Linked DNA regions of Homo sapiens: region 2 is linked to region 1. Evidence: read pairs that join two places in POLR2A ChIA-PET (ENCODE). Cell type or tissue: CD4-positive, alpha-beta T cell. All regions are shown on one strand. Each heading gives the region's core, and the rest is flanking DNA. Links, peaks and the distances in the headings are about the cores only.

Region 1 (6,288 bases), core at 844-5,843:
GCCTGGAATATCTTATAGCCATTTTTATAGAAGATCTAATGATGTAAACTAGGGGTCAGCACTTTCAGCCTGCCACTTGTTTCTTAGATAAAGTTTTATTGGAACACAGCCATGATCACTCATTTATGGCTGCTTTTCATTGCAATGGCGGGATTGAGGATTCGGGACACACACCAAATAGCCCACAAAGCTTGAAATATTTATTATCTTACCTTTTACCGAAAAAGTTTGCCAACCCCTGGTATAGAGAAATGTTCATAAAATGATAGGTGTAAAGGGCAGAACATTAAAAAAAAAACCCAACATGCTTACAGATATTATGACTGCAATTTCCTTCCAGCTAGTTTCGATCAGCCGCTTATGTTATTCCATTTGATGATGGCTGATGAGTGTCACTGCTTCCTGTGCTTCAGTCACTGCCCTGCCTACCTCCTGTGCACTGACAACCCAGGGGTGCATCAGGTAACCCTACCTTCAAGAAGTTCACAGTTTAGGCAACTGGTATAAAATATTACTGGAGAGAAAATAGAACTTATTTATACCAATTTCTTTGAAAAGAAAGCAGAAACTAGAAAATTACGAAGAGTACACTTTATCATGAAGAACTATAAAAATGAATTCTAATGATAGAACTATAAGGAGAAATTATAAAATCCAAATTTTATATTATGTGCTCTATCAAAAAAAGATGAAAAATAAATGATTAGAACAAAATACACTCTGTTTAAATGTGTGTGTATGTATCTATTTATCTATCTATAGTGTATACATACACACAAATAAATAATTCTATATGTAGAATGAGAAAATATCTATTATTTTTCATGGTATATGGAACTCTAATATGTGTTAGGTTCCAAAGTGTATTACATACAACACATTTCAAAGAATCAATATAACACAGCCCAAGTTCTCTGATTACAATGCAATTAAAATTTTAAATCAACAATAAAAGTATCATCAATGCTCCTTTCCTTTAATATGCTTGGAAATATAATGGGCCAAAAGTGGAATCAAAATTAATTTTTGAAAATTATGTAAATTTAGAATAAATTAGAAATCAGTATACTGTATATCACAACTTTTGTGAAAAGCTAAATTAATATTTAAGACAAATGCATAGCTTTACTGAATTTATTTTAATAAGAATTTAAAATAAATTGATATGATTGAAAATTTGTAAACAACTTGTTAACATTAATGCAAGAATTAAGCAAGTTTGTTTTAACAAGATTAATATTCAAGAAAGTTGTTTCTTATTTACCAATAATAGCCAATTACTAAAAAAACTAACAAAAACATTATATTAACAATAGCAACACTTCTGTAAGATACAGTAATAATCTATCAAAAGATGTGTCACATATGAAAATAATTACAAAAGTGCCATTGAAGTGAGAGACAGGACTAGCTGGATTTCCTAGGCCAACTAAGAATCCCTAAGCCTAGCCGGGAGGGTGACCGCATCCACCGTTAAACACAGGGCTTGCAACTTAGCTCACACCCGACCAGTCAGTTAGTAAAGAGAGCTCACTAAAATGCTAATTAGGCTAAAACAGGAGGTAAAGAAGTAGCCAATCATCTATCACCTGAGAGCACAGTGGGAGGGACAATGATTGGGATATAAACCCAGGCATTCAAGCCGGCAACAGCTACCTGCTTTGGGTGCCCTCCCTTTGAATGGGAGCTCTGTTTTCACTCTATTAAATCTTGCCACTGCACTCTTCTGTTCCGTATTTGTTATGGCTCGAGCTGAGCTTTCACTGGCTGTCCACCACTGCTGTTTGCTGCCATCTCAGACTCACTGCTGACTTCCATCCTTCCAGATCCAGCAGGGTATCTGCTGTGCTCCTGATCCAGTGAGGTGCCCATTGCTGCTCCCAATTGGGCTAAAGGCTTGCCATTGTTGCTGCACGGCTAAGTGCCTGGGTTCGTCCTAATCAAGCTGAACACTAGTCACTGGGTTCCATGGTTCTCTTCCATGATCCATGGCTTCTAATAGAGCTATAACACTCACTGCATGGCCCAAGATTCCATTCTTTGGAATCCGTGAGGCCAAGAACCCCAGGTCAGAGAACACGAGGCTTGCCACCATCTTGGAAGCGGCCAGCCGCCATTTTGGAAGTGGCCTGCCACCATCTTGGGAGCTCTGGGAGCAAGGAACCCCCCTCCCCCTGGGGAACCGAATTACTTAAAAGGAGACCTACATGAAATATAGTCAGGATTTTTAGAGGAACTAATATCATAAAGATACAAATTTTCCCCAAAATTATTATATTGCAGTTACAATCCAACTGTTTGGCTTGTCAGAAAACTTGCCTTGATGTGTTACAAACTTCTCGTAACTAAAACCATGAGGTCAATGCAGGCGATAGAAAATTGACTGAAAACTGAAGCCCAAAAATTGACCTGTGGAAGTATGGAGGACCCGAACTGGCCCAAGGGTGGCACTAAATTGTAGTGAGGGGGGAAAAGGATCACACAATAAAGTGTAAAGAACAATTGCTTCTCCATATGGAAAATAAAATGCACATACCTACCTTATAGTATGCTCAAGAAATAAATTTCAGACATAATAAATATCTAAATCTAAAAAGGAAAAACTCTGAAATTGTGGGAGAATGTATAAGAAAATATCTTTGTGATATACGGGCAGTGAAGAATTTCTTGAAAAAAAATCTAACAAGAAGCCTTACATAGTAAGAAATTAAACCTAATGGAATTGACTGAAAAAATTAACTCTATGTAAGCATTTCTGCATAACAAGAAACTTTCAACTATAAGAAAAGACAGGCCAGATTGAGAAAATATGTTTATAAAGCATAGAACTGAATAGAAAAGGTATCTAGAATACATAATAAACTACCACAAATGTAGAAAATTAAAAAGAAAGAAAAGGAAATAAATTTCTGAAAAATGTTGGCTAAAATCTGAAAAGGAAAGTCACAAGAAGCTATTATAATGATTAATATACAGAGAAATTGTGTTCCACCTTAATCATCTGAGGTATGCAAATAAAAACAACAATAAGACACCATTTCATTTCACACTCATCAGACTGTCAAACACACAAGTGTCTAATGATACTTAGTTACGGTGAATATCTGAAGAAACAAGAACTGTATGCTGTTGGTGAGATGCAAAGTTGTTTTGACAAATTTGAAGAACAATTTGGCACCGTCTAGGAAAGCTGAACATATCAATGACCTTCAAGTTAGAAATTTCACTTCTAGCCATATACCTAAAAGAAACTGAACTATGTATTAAAAAAAAAAGTAAATATAGAAGTTGCAAAATGTTCATCTCAGCATTTCCTGTAAGAAACACTGGAAAGCTAAATATCCATTGTATGAAAATTGGATTTAAGATGTTTATAGTCCTTCAATGAGAACACTAGACAGCAATAAAAAAATAACTGGAACTAACATGTCACCATGAGTGATTTTCAAAAGCATTTTGTGTGTGCATGTGTAAAAAGCAAGTTTCAGGATCTGCTGTGGTAATGAAGGAGTAAGATTCTTTTGAGCAGATGACCCCACAGCAAACAACTATAGAATAGGCATGTGATAGTACAAACAGTTGTTTGAAGTCACTGGATAGTGTGCAGAAGTAGATGAACTCTGGCAGGGAGTCCATGCACAGAGAAGAGGAAGGAATAAAGTCAGTCCCCATTTTCATGGCTTTTAGCCTAAGACAAGTCAGCAAAACATTTGATATAGCAAGGAAGGCCAGTGGGAAAACCACAATGTTTCTGGTTTGGAGAACCAGAAAACTATATATAAGGAATCTATGGCTACTGAAGACAGCTGAAGAATTCTAGAAAGTAAAGAGCCTAGGGTGGATCCTTAAATTCTGCCTCCCTGTATCTCTGACAACGACTCACACTTGGATCACCCAAGCACACAGACTTAAAGCACTCCAGCTAAAGACAAAATATGTGAAGAGACGAGATGCCACCCAAGAAACGGAGTTTGCAGTTCAAGTCCATCCAATATAATTGCCTACTAAAACAAAGGGACATCATTCACCAGAGAAAAGTGACAGAATAAAGAATCTCCACAAATTAGTATCCACAATGTCTCGGTTACAGTCCAAAACTGTAACCAGATACAGCCGGGCACAGTGAGTGGTTCATGTCTGTAATCCCAGCATTTTGGGAGGCTGAGGCAGGCGGACAGCTAGAGCTCAGGAGTTTCAGACCAGCCTAAGCTACATAGTGAGACCCTGTCTCTACGAAACATCAAAAATTAACCAGATGTGGTGGCACATGCCTGTAGTCCCAGCTACTCAGGAGGCTGAGGTGGGAGGATTGCTTGAAACCAGAAGTTCAAGGCTACAGTGAGCCGTGATGGTGCCACTGCACTCCAGTCTGGGCAACAGAGTGATACCCTGCCTCAAAAAAATAAATAAATAAAATACCAGACACATAGAGAACCAAGAATACAAAACACATGCAAAGGAGAAAAGAAAATAAACTGAGACCAACCCTAAGATGATCCTGATATGGAAAACAAAAGACCAAGATTTTTAAGTGGCTGTTATAATTAACAATTAATTAATTTTGTAAATAGACTTGCACTAAATAATAAGATAGGAAGCTTCAGATGAGAAACAGAACAAGGCCTAAAGAAAAAATCATAGTAACAGAGACAACAAAGGAAAGATTATGTAAACATGAAATAAATTGATAGAAATTATCTGAAGAAACAAAGAGAAAAAGAAGTGTGAAGACCAGCAAAGCCTCAGGGAGCTGCTCAATAATACCAAGAGTTCCAACATATGTGTAATTGGAGGTCCAGAGGGACAGGAAAGAAAGGCCAAAAATAATATTTGAAAAAGAAAGGCTGAAAATGTTCCAAACATGATGACAGAGAGAAGTTTACAGATACAAGATACTGATAAACATCAGTCAAAATAAATATGAAGGAACATCGTAGTTAAACTGTTGAAAGCCAAAGGTGTAGTCAAATATGGAAAACATTGAGAGAAAAACAAATATGTATGAAAGTAAAGAGTAAATGAATAAATATCAGAAGCTACAGAGGTCAGAAGACTGTGGAAGATTTTATATTAGTGAAAAAATGAAAACCAAAGCTCTCCACCCAGAATTATATGCAGCAAAAATATTCTCTAAGAATAAAAGTAAAATAAATATATTTTCAGATTAAAGAAAACTAAGAGAGTACCACCCAAAAAGCTGCACTGCAAGAAATGCTTCCTTTCTGGCTGAAGGAAGAAAGCTCAGATCTTCAAAATTTAAAAAAAAAAAAAAAAAAAAAAGGGCATTTCATCACAGCACACTGCAGCCTTGACCTCCTGGTTTCAAGCAATCCTCCCACCCCAGCCTCCCAAGTAGCTGGGACTGCAGGCATATGCCACCACACCTGTCTAATTTTTTGATGTTTTGTAGAGACAAGGTCTCACTATGTAGCCTAGGCTGGTCTCAAACTCCTGAGCTCAAAAGGGCATTTCTATGCCCTTTTTTTTTTTAATTTTGAAGATCTGAGCTGTCTTCCTCAGACATCTTTCTAAATCCAAAAGACTATATTTTTTGTTTCATTCTTGCTAATTTTTTATGATACATGTAAATATTAAAAACAACATATGTAATGTTTCTGGTAAGTTTTAAAATGTATGTAGATGTTACACATACAATGACTATAGCATAAAGCACAGGATGGGAGATATGAACTAGTGCAGTTTCAAGTTTTACTATTTTACATGAAGTGGGATACTGTTAACCATATATAAAATGTGAAGATGCAAACTGGTATATTATAATTTTTACAGCAACCACTAAAAACATAACGTAATTAATGGTAGCAAAAAAGCCAACATAACCGTTAAAGAGGGAATTCTAAAACATGTTCACATTATTTTTTAAAGGCAGAGGAGGAATAGATGATCCAAAACCAGAAAAGACAAGTACAACATAAATTAAAATGTAGATCCAAACCCAATCATATAAATAATTATATTAAGTGTTACGAGATTAAGCACTCCCATTAGAAAGAAGATACAGGCATATCTCATTTTATTGTGCTTTGCTTTATTGCACTTCACAGATACTGTGTTTTTACAAGCTGAACTATTGTGGCAACACTGAATTCAGCAAGTTTTTTGGCACGATTTTTCCCAAAACAGGTGCTCACTCTGTATCTCTGTGTGACATTTTGGCAATTCTAGCAATATTTCAAACTTTTTCATTATTACCACATCTGCTATGGTGACCTGGGGCCAGTGATCTTTGATGTTACTGTTGTAATTGTTTTGGAGCACCACAAACTA
Region 2 (6,288 bases), core at 572-5,571, 630 kb after region 1:
CGAACTCCTGGCCTCAAGTGATCCGCCTGCCTCTGCCTCCCAAAGTGCTGAGATTACAGGCGTGAGCCACCGCGCCCAGCCTCGTACATTGTAATAAATAGTTTTGTAAAACTATTCTTTGTGAAAGAATCAAGGAGATGGTTGCCATGCTATGGTGTGAGACCATCCTGGGTGCAGGGAGGTCTGTGGGACGTGGTTGGATGAGACCTTCTTTAAGAAGCTGCCATGCTTTTTCCTTCCTTTCCTTCTGTCTGCAGCCCTCCATTACCTGGGACTGCACGCTAAGGCAAAGCTCTCTCACAGCTGCCAAACAGGCTGATTTTAAAGCCACCTCTGCTCGCCCTGCTGGGGCTGGCTAACCGGCTAACCAGCTACACAGAACCTGCTGGAACCTGGCCTTCCGTGGGGTGGGCGCAGGAAGCAGCTTGGTTAGGCTCTCTGCTGGGTGCTTGCGAAGCATGGAGCACTTTCCGACACTCACAGTGAGGAATGTCCTCTGGAAGCCTCCCCGCTCCCCACCTTCTGTCATGGGGAGATAATTCATTTATGCAGCGTTCACAGAAGACTGACATTTTCGACTTTTTTAGCAGAATAAATTTATAAGGTAAATTAGGGGGTGGGAGCCTTAGTGTCCTAGGCAGATTCAAACTGGTAATTACAGAGGACCTAATTATGTATTCACCACGGAGCCTTCTGGAACAGCGAAGGCTACAGGATGGCTCTTATTCTTCCTGCAGAGGACCATCTCCCCTGGAAGCTTCACAACCAACCTTTGAGAGCTGCGCTTCCAGCCCCGGGCCATGGCGGCAAAGCGCCCTTGTCATCGGCACCCACGTCCTGATATCTGCAGAGAACATCCTGTCCCTGGGCAGGGAGCCCCAGTGTCCCCCAATAGTTATGAGGTCAAATATTCTTCAGACCAGGAGTCCTGACTTGGATAAAGTAAAAGTCAAAATTACAAGGCAGGGTTTGGTTTTTGTTTTTCTTTTTCATTTTTGTTTTTCATTTTTTGTTTTGAGACAGAGTCTCGCTCTGTCACCCAGGCTGGAGTGCAGTGGCACAGTCTTGGCTCACTGCAGTCTCCACCTCCTGGGTTCAAGCGATTCTCCTGCCTCAGCCGCCCAAGTAGCTGGGATAACAGGTGCCCACCACCACACCTAGCTAAGGACAGGGTTTTTTTTTTAATCTGGTTCTGTTCGTTTTCCCCCAATCCCCCAGAGTTCTAGATGACATCGGCAGGCTGTGGTATCAGAAGGATCATTTCCACGGCCTTCTCTCCTGCTTGTCTGGGAGCTGCCTTCTCTCCTGCTTGTCTGGGAGCCACCTTCTCTCCTGCTTGTCTGGGAGCTCCTTGGGGGCAGGAACCGTGTCCTTTGCTTCTCCATCTCGTCAGAGCTCAGTTTGGGATCTGGCCTCAGTACAGTTGTTGAATGAAGGGGAGAATCAATAGTCAACAAAAATGCACAATGACCCTAGGAAGAGAAAAACCCTGGGTTTCGGCAAAGTGGTAAACTAAGAGACTCCCTTTCTCACCCAACACAGCGCCACGCAGTGTTTGAATACTTAGACACATTTTACATGCAAAGCCCTCCTTTCTGTGGCCTGTTCGCCCTCGTTTTCCAATGCCCTCCCTGCTCCCAAAGCACCTCATGGTTCACTTGGTAACTACATTGTTACCAAGCATTGTGCTCTGTTGTGGGTCAAATCATGCCCCCTACCCCCCCATAATATGTTGGAGTCCTAAGCCCTGTACCTGTGAATGTGCCTTAGGGTCTTTGCAAATGTAATTAGTTAAGATGAGGTCATCCTGGGTTAGGGTGGACCTTCCATGCAATGACTGGTGTCCTCCTAAAAACACAGCCATGTGAACACAGAGACACACAGGGAGGACGTCTGGTGACAACGGAGGCAGACACTGGACCCAGACAGCTGCCAGAAACACCAAAGAATGCTGGCAACCACCAGAAGCTAGGAAGAGGCAAGGAAGGATCTTCCCCTGGAGGGGGAACGTGGCCCAGAGACACCGTGATTTCAGACTTCTAGCCTCCCTAGTTGTCAATCAGCACCTCTTGTTTTAAGCCACCCAGCTAGCAATACTTTGTTATGCCAACCCCCAGAAATGAATGTGTGTGCCTGCCCTGTGCTGGATAATGAGCCGGGGCCAGGCCAGCAGAGCCAAGGTACCTGGACACAGACCCTGCCCTCGGGGGCTCAGGGGTCACAGGTCTTTTCTACGAAGTCGTAAAACACTGTGGAAAGTATCCCCAAGGCCGGGGCGCAGTGCCTCACACCCGTAATCCCAGCACTGTAGGTGACTGAGGCAGGAGGACCTTATGAGGCCAGGAGTTCAAGGCCAGCCTAAGCAACATTGTGAGACCTCATCTCTACAAAAATTTGAAAAGAAAATTGGCCAAGCATAGTGGCACAGGCCTGTAGTCTCAGCGATTTGGGAGGCTGAGGCAGGAGGATTACTTGAGTCCAGGAGTTCTAGGCTGCAGTGAGCTATAATTGTACTATTGCACTCCAGCCTGGGTGACAGACTCTGCCTTTAAAATTACATAAATAAAGATTTCCCTGCATTTCATATTTGCAAAGAGAATGTTGACAAGAACTGGTGGCCCTCCTTGTCAACCTCAGAAAAGAGCAATAATGCCTGGACTGTGAGTATCTTGAGGCCAAAACCATGGCAGGTTTGCCCTGAACTCCCACTCAGATGTCCCCTGCCACCCTCTTGTCCTAGCTTGGGACTTTGCACATAGTTTAAGCTCCAGTTATAAAGTCAGGGTTTAGGGGAAAATAATGCTTCAGTGGAGGAAATATTTAAGGGCTGAATATTTGTAGTGGCCTCAAATCACACCCTCCAAGTAACCACACACAAAGTTGACCCTAAAATAAGACTGCACCCCGGTGAAACTCTTCAGCCACTGAAGTGTTAGCTCGGTGTGTAGCTGGGTTTCATTTTCATTTTTGTGTTTAACAAATAAAGAATTAAAAACAAGAGAAACTATTAACTAACTACTAGTAGTAAATTACTGCACAGGAAAATGGAATTACATAAAAGACACATTTTTCTGGTGCTTACTGAAAACCCTCCTGGACATAATAGAGTGAAGAAGCCCCATTTTCCCTCCTCCCCCCAGCGCCCCACAAAATGAAATTATCTAGGCACATAGCTCTACCCCTGCTCCTGCACATGGAAGATGAGGAAGAAACCACTTTACCTTTCTGCCCCATGAGCCTCTTAAGAAAGCTCAGGCCTGGGGCAGGACGGGTTCCTGCTTGGCTCTGCTGCCTTCACTCCTGTGTGTGTGGCTGTGGGGGAGGTAAATTAAGAATTCACACTTCTGCAAAGTGCTGGGTTCACGCCCAACCACAGGCTTCTGCAACTTTGACCAAAGGCATGTATGGTGGGGTAGATGCGCCCTCACTCTTCATGGAACGGTCTCCCCCAGTTGACTGAGCCTTCAGCGGGAGTGAAGTCACAGGGCAGGGCTCACAGAGAGCTGACTCAGACCCAGGCTGTGCCTCTCTTATGCACCAGGCAGCAGCTGGACATTTGACATCCACTCTTCCTACACACCACACCGCCCCCCGGGTTACACATCCATCTCATTTTATAGGAGGGAAGCCAAGCTATGCGATTAGCTCAAGACTGCACAGGCAGTAGCAGCAGACGCAGGGTTCAAAGTCGGTTTTTCCAATGACACGCGTCCTGTTGTGTCTACCTCCTCATGTTAGGGTAACCCAGGCTGTGCTGCTACACAACTTAATCTCTTTATCTAAGAGGACTTCATGTCTAAAACACCAAAAGCAAGGGCAACAAAAGCCAAAATTGACAAATGGGATCTATTTAAACTAAAGAGCGTCTGCACAGCAAAAGAAACTACCATCTGAGTGAACAGGCAACCTACAGAATGGGAGAAAATTTTTGCAATCTACTCATCTGACAAAGGGCTAATATCCAGAATCTACAAATAACTCAAACAAATTTACGAGAAAAAAACAACTCCATCAAAAAGTGGACGAAGGATATGAACAGACGCTTCTCAAAAGAAGACATTTATGCAGCCAACAGACACATGAAGAAATGCTCATCATCATTGGCCATCAGAGAAATGCAAATCAAAACCACAATGAGATACCACCTCACACCAGTTAGAATGGCAATCATTAAAAAGTCGGGAAACAACAGGTGCTGGAGAGGATGTGAAGAAATAGGAACAGTTTTACACTGTTGGTGGGACTGTAAACTAGTTCAACCATTGTGGAAGACAGTGTGGCGATTCCTCAGGGATCTAGAACTAGAAATACCATTTGACCCAGCCATCCCATTACTGAGTATATACCCAAAGGATTATAAATCATGCTGCTATAAAGACACATGCACACGTATGTTTATTGTGGAACTATTCACAATAGCAAAGACTTGGAACCAACCCAAATGTCCATCAATGATAGACTGGATTAAGAAAATGTGGCACATATACACCATGGAATATTATGCAGCCATGAGAAAGGATGAGTTCAGGTCCTTGGTAGGGACATGGATGAAGCTGGAAACGATCATTCTCAGCAAACTATCGCAAGGACAAAAAACCAAACACCACATGTTCTCACTCATAGGTGGGAATTGAACAATGAGAACACTTGGGCACAGGAAGGGGAACATCACACACCGGGACCTGTCATGGGGTGGGGGGAGGGGGGAGGGATAGCATTAGGAGATATACCTAATGTAAATGACAAGTTAGTGGGTGCAGCACACCAACATGGCACATGTATACATATGTAACAAACCTGCACATTGTGCACATGTACCCAAGAACTTAAAGTATAATAATAATAAAAATAAATTCGAAAAAACAAGAAGTTTACACAAGAAAGGTTCACATGTCCTCTTTTGCCATAGGCTGTTGGTGGTCCTTCTATCCCTCTAGCCACCCCTCATGGCCTCCAGGACCTCCATGGCAGGGGAAGAGGGAGACGGAGGAGTCCCACTGGCTCTTAACTGCCTCAACCCAGAAGTGACACTCATCACCTCTATTCACAGCCCATTGGCCAGAGCCAGTCACATGACCCAACCCGACCTCCAGAGAAGCTGGGAAATGCAGAACAGCCCCCGAGTGTGGTTGGCAGTGCCCATTGGCACCATGTCCAGGAAGAGGGTGTGCACAGTTACTCCTTGTTGACTGAAGGGGCCTTCACTAGAAATTTCTTCACCAGTCAATTTGGGAATCAGGACCATGGGTCAACGGAAGTGCCCACACACCTGGATTTGTTACATAACATACGCAGGATCTTATTCTGAGCTGACTGAGGTTTTTCCCTCCGTCCTCTGAAGTTCACTGCTGGCACCATTCCTTTATCCATCACTCACTGTGCTTGCTCCCATCACACTGAAGAAGCATGGGGCTTTCAAGGTAATACAGAGGCAAGAATCTAGGAGACTTTATTCCTGGTTGTGCAATGTGCCCTCAGGAGCAAACCAACCCGCAGCATTTGGAAGTGAGCAGCTAGCTCCTTGGAAACAGAGGCTCACAGTGGGGGCCCCTCCAGTCCAGAAATGTGTCCACTTGACATGCCAATCAAAGGAGATGTTGGAACTTTGGAAGGTGTGAGGTAGGTGTGTGGGATAAGGTAAAAACACCCAGGCTTCACTTCAAAGCCCTCAAAATAGGGTTTGATGGATGGATTTAGAACATAGACTTTTTAAGCTGGAAGGAACCAAGAGATAATGCAGTCCACCTACCTTAGGAGGGAGTCTGAGGCCAGGGAGAGGCGGGGGAGGCACAGGACCGGGGTAGTGCCTGAGCCATGGGGTGGGCCCCGATGCCCTGACTCCCAGGCCCAGGAGGCAGAAGGGCTTCAATGGGGCCTTCCCGTCTACGTCCAGCCTCCTTTATTCTGAAGCAAAGCCAGGGTTCCCGAGCTCACTCCGAAGCCCAGGGACCAGGTGTAAGCCACATAGCTCCCTTGAAGCAGGTCCCGAGGATGGGCGAAGGGGGTTCCCCTCTGAGCTGTGTCTGTGGAGTCAGCCAGGAGATCTTCTCCTCCTCTGGCCTCTGCAAGATCAAACCTCCCTGGTAGTGTCGAGTCAAAAAACATTTCCTGAGCCCCTGCTATGTGCTAAGGCCGCTGGATAGGGATCAGAAAGAATTCAAATCGAGCTCAGCTGCTTCCTGGCAGTGTGAACTCAGGCAAGGCCCTTCAACCCCCCAGGGCCTCAGTTTCCTCCTCTGTGAGATGGAATCCTAGCGGGACCTCCCTCACAACGCAGTTCCAAGGAGG

The links. ChIA-PET counts read pairs that join two places held together with the same protein. Peaks named below come from ENCODE experiments on the same cell type or tissue, not always from the same donor. Only the 100,000 strongest peaks of a DNase experiment are listed, where the experiment ranks them.
Region 2: POLR2A ChIA-PET joins it to region 1 with 7 read pairs; 2 of 35 experiments call an interaction of 5 or more read pairs at or near these places.

The regions. Positions count from the first base shown.
Region 1 is chr14:98,651,741-98,658,028 of GRCh38, forward strand. No RefSeq gene overlaps it. Among named protein-coding and RNA genes, the nearest start is that of LINC02914, 57 kb to the right of the region's middle. In CD4-positive, alpha-beta T cell, for the core only: no CTCF peak of the experiment used is centred there; no DNase peak of the experiment used is centred there.
Region 2 is chr14:99,284,053-99,290,340 of GRCh38, forward strand. LOC105370660 (a long non-coding RNA gene) reads right to left here and starts at 3,310. Exons shown (of 3, transcript XR_001750881.2): 1 at 3,222-3,310; 2 at 771-1,472. RefSeq lists an enhancer at 1-590. In CD4-positive, alpha-beta T cell, for the core only: no CTCF peak of the experiment used is centred there; no DNase peak of the experiment used is centred there; H3K4me3 peaks cover 1,214 bases; H3K27ac peaks cover 536 bases.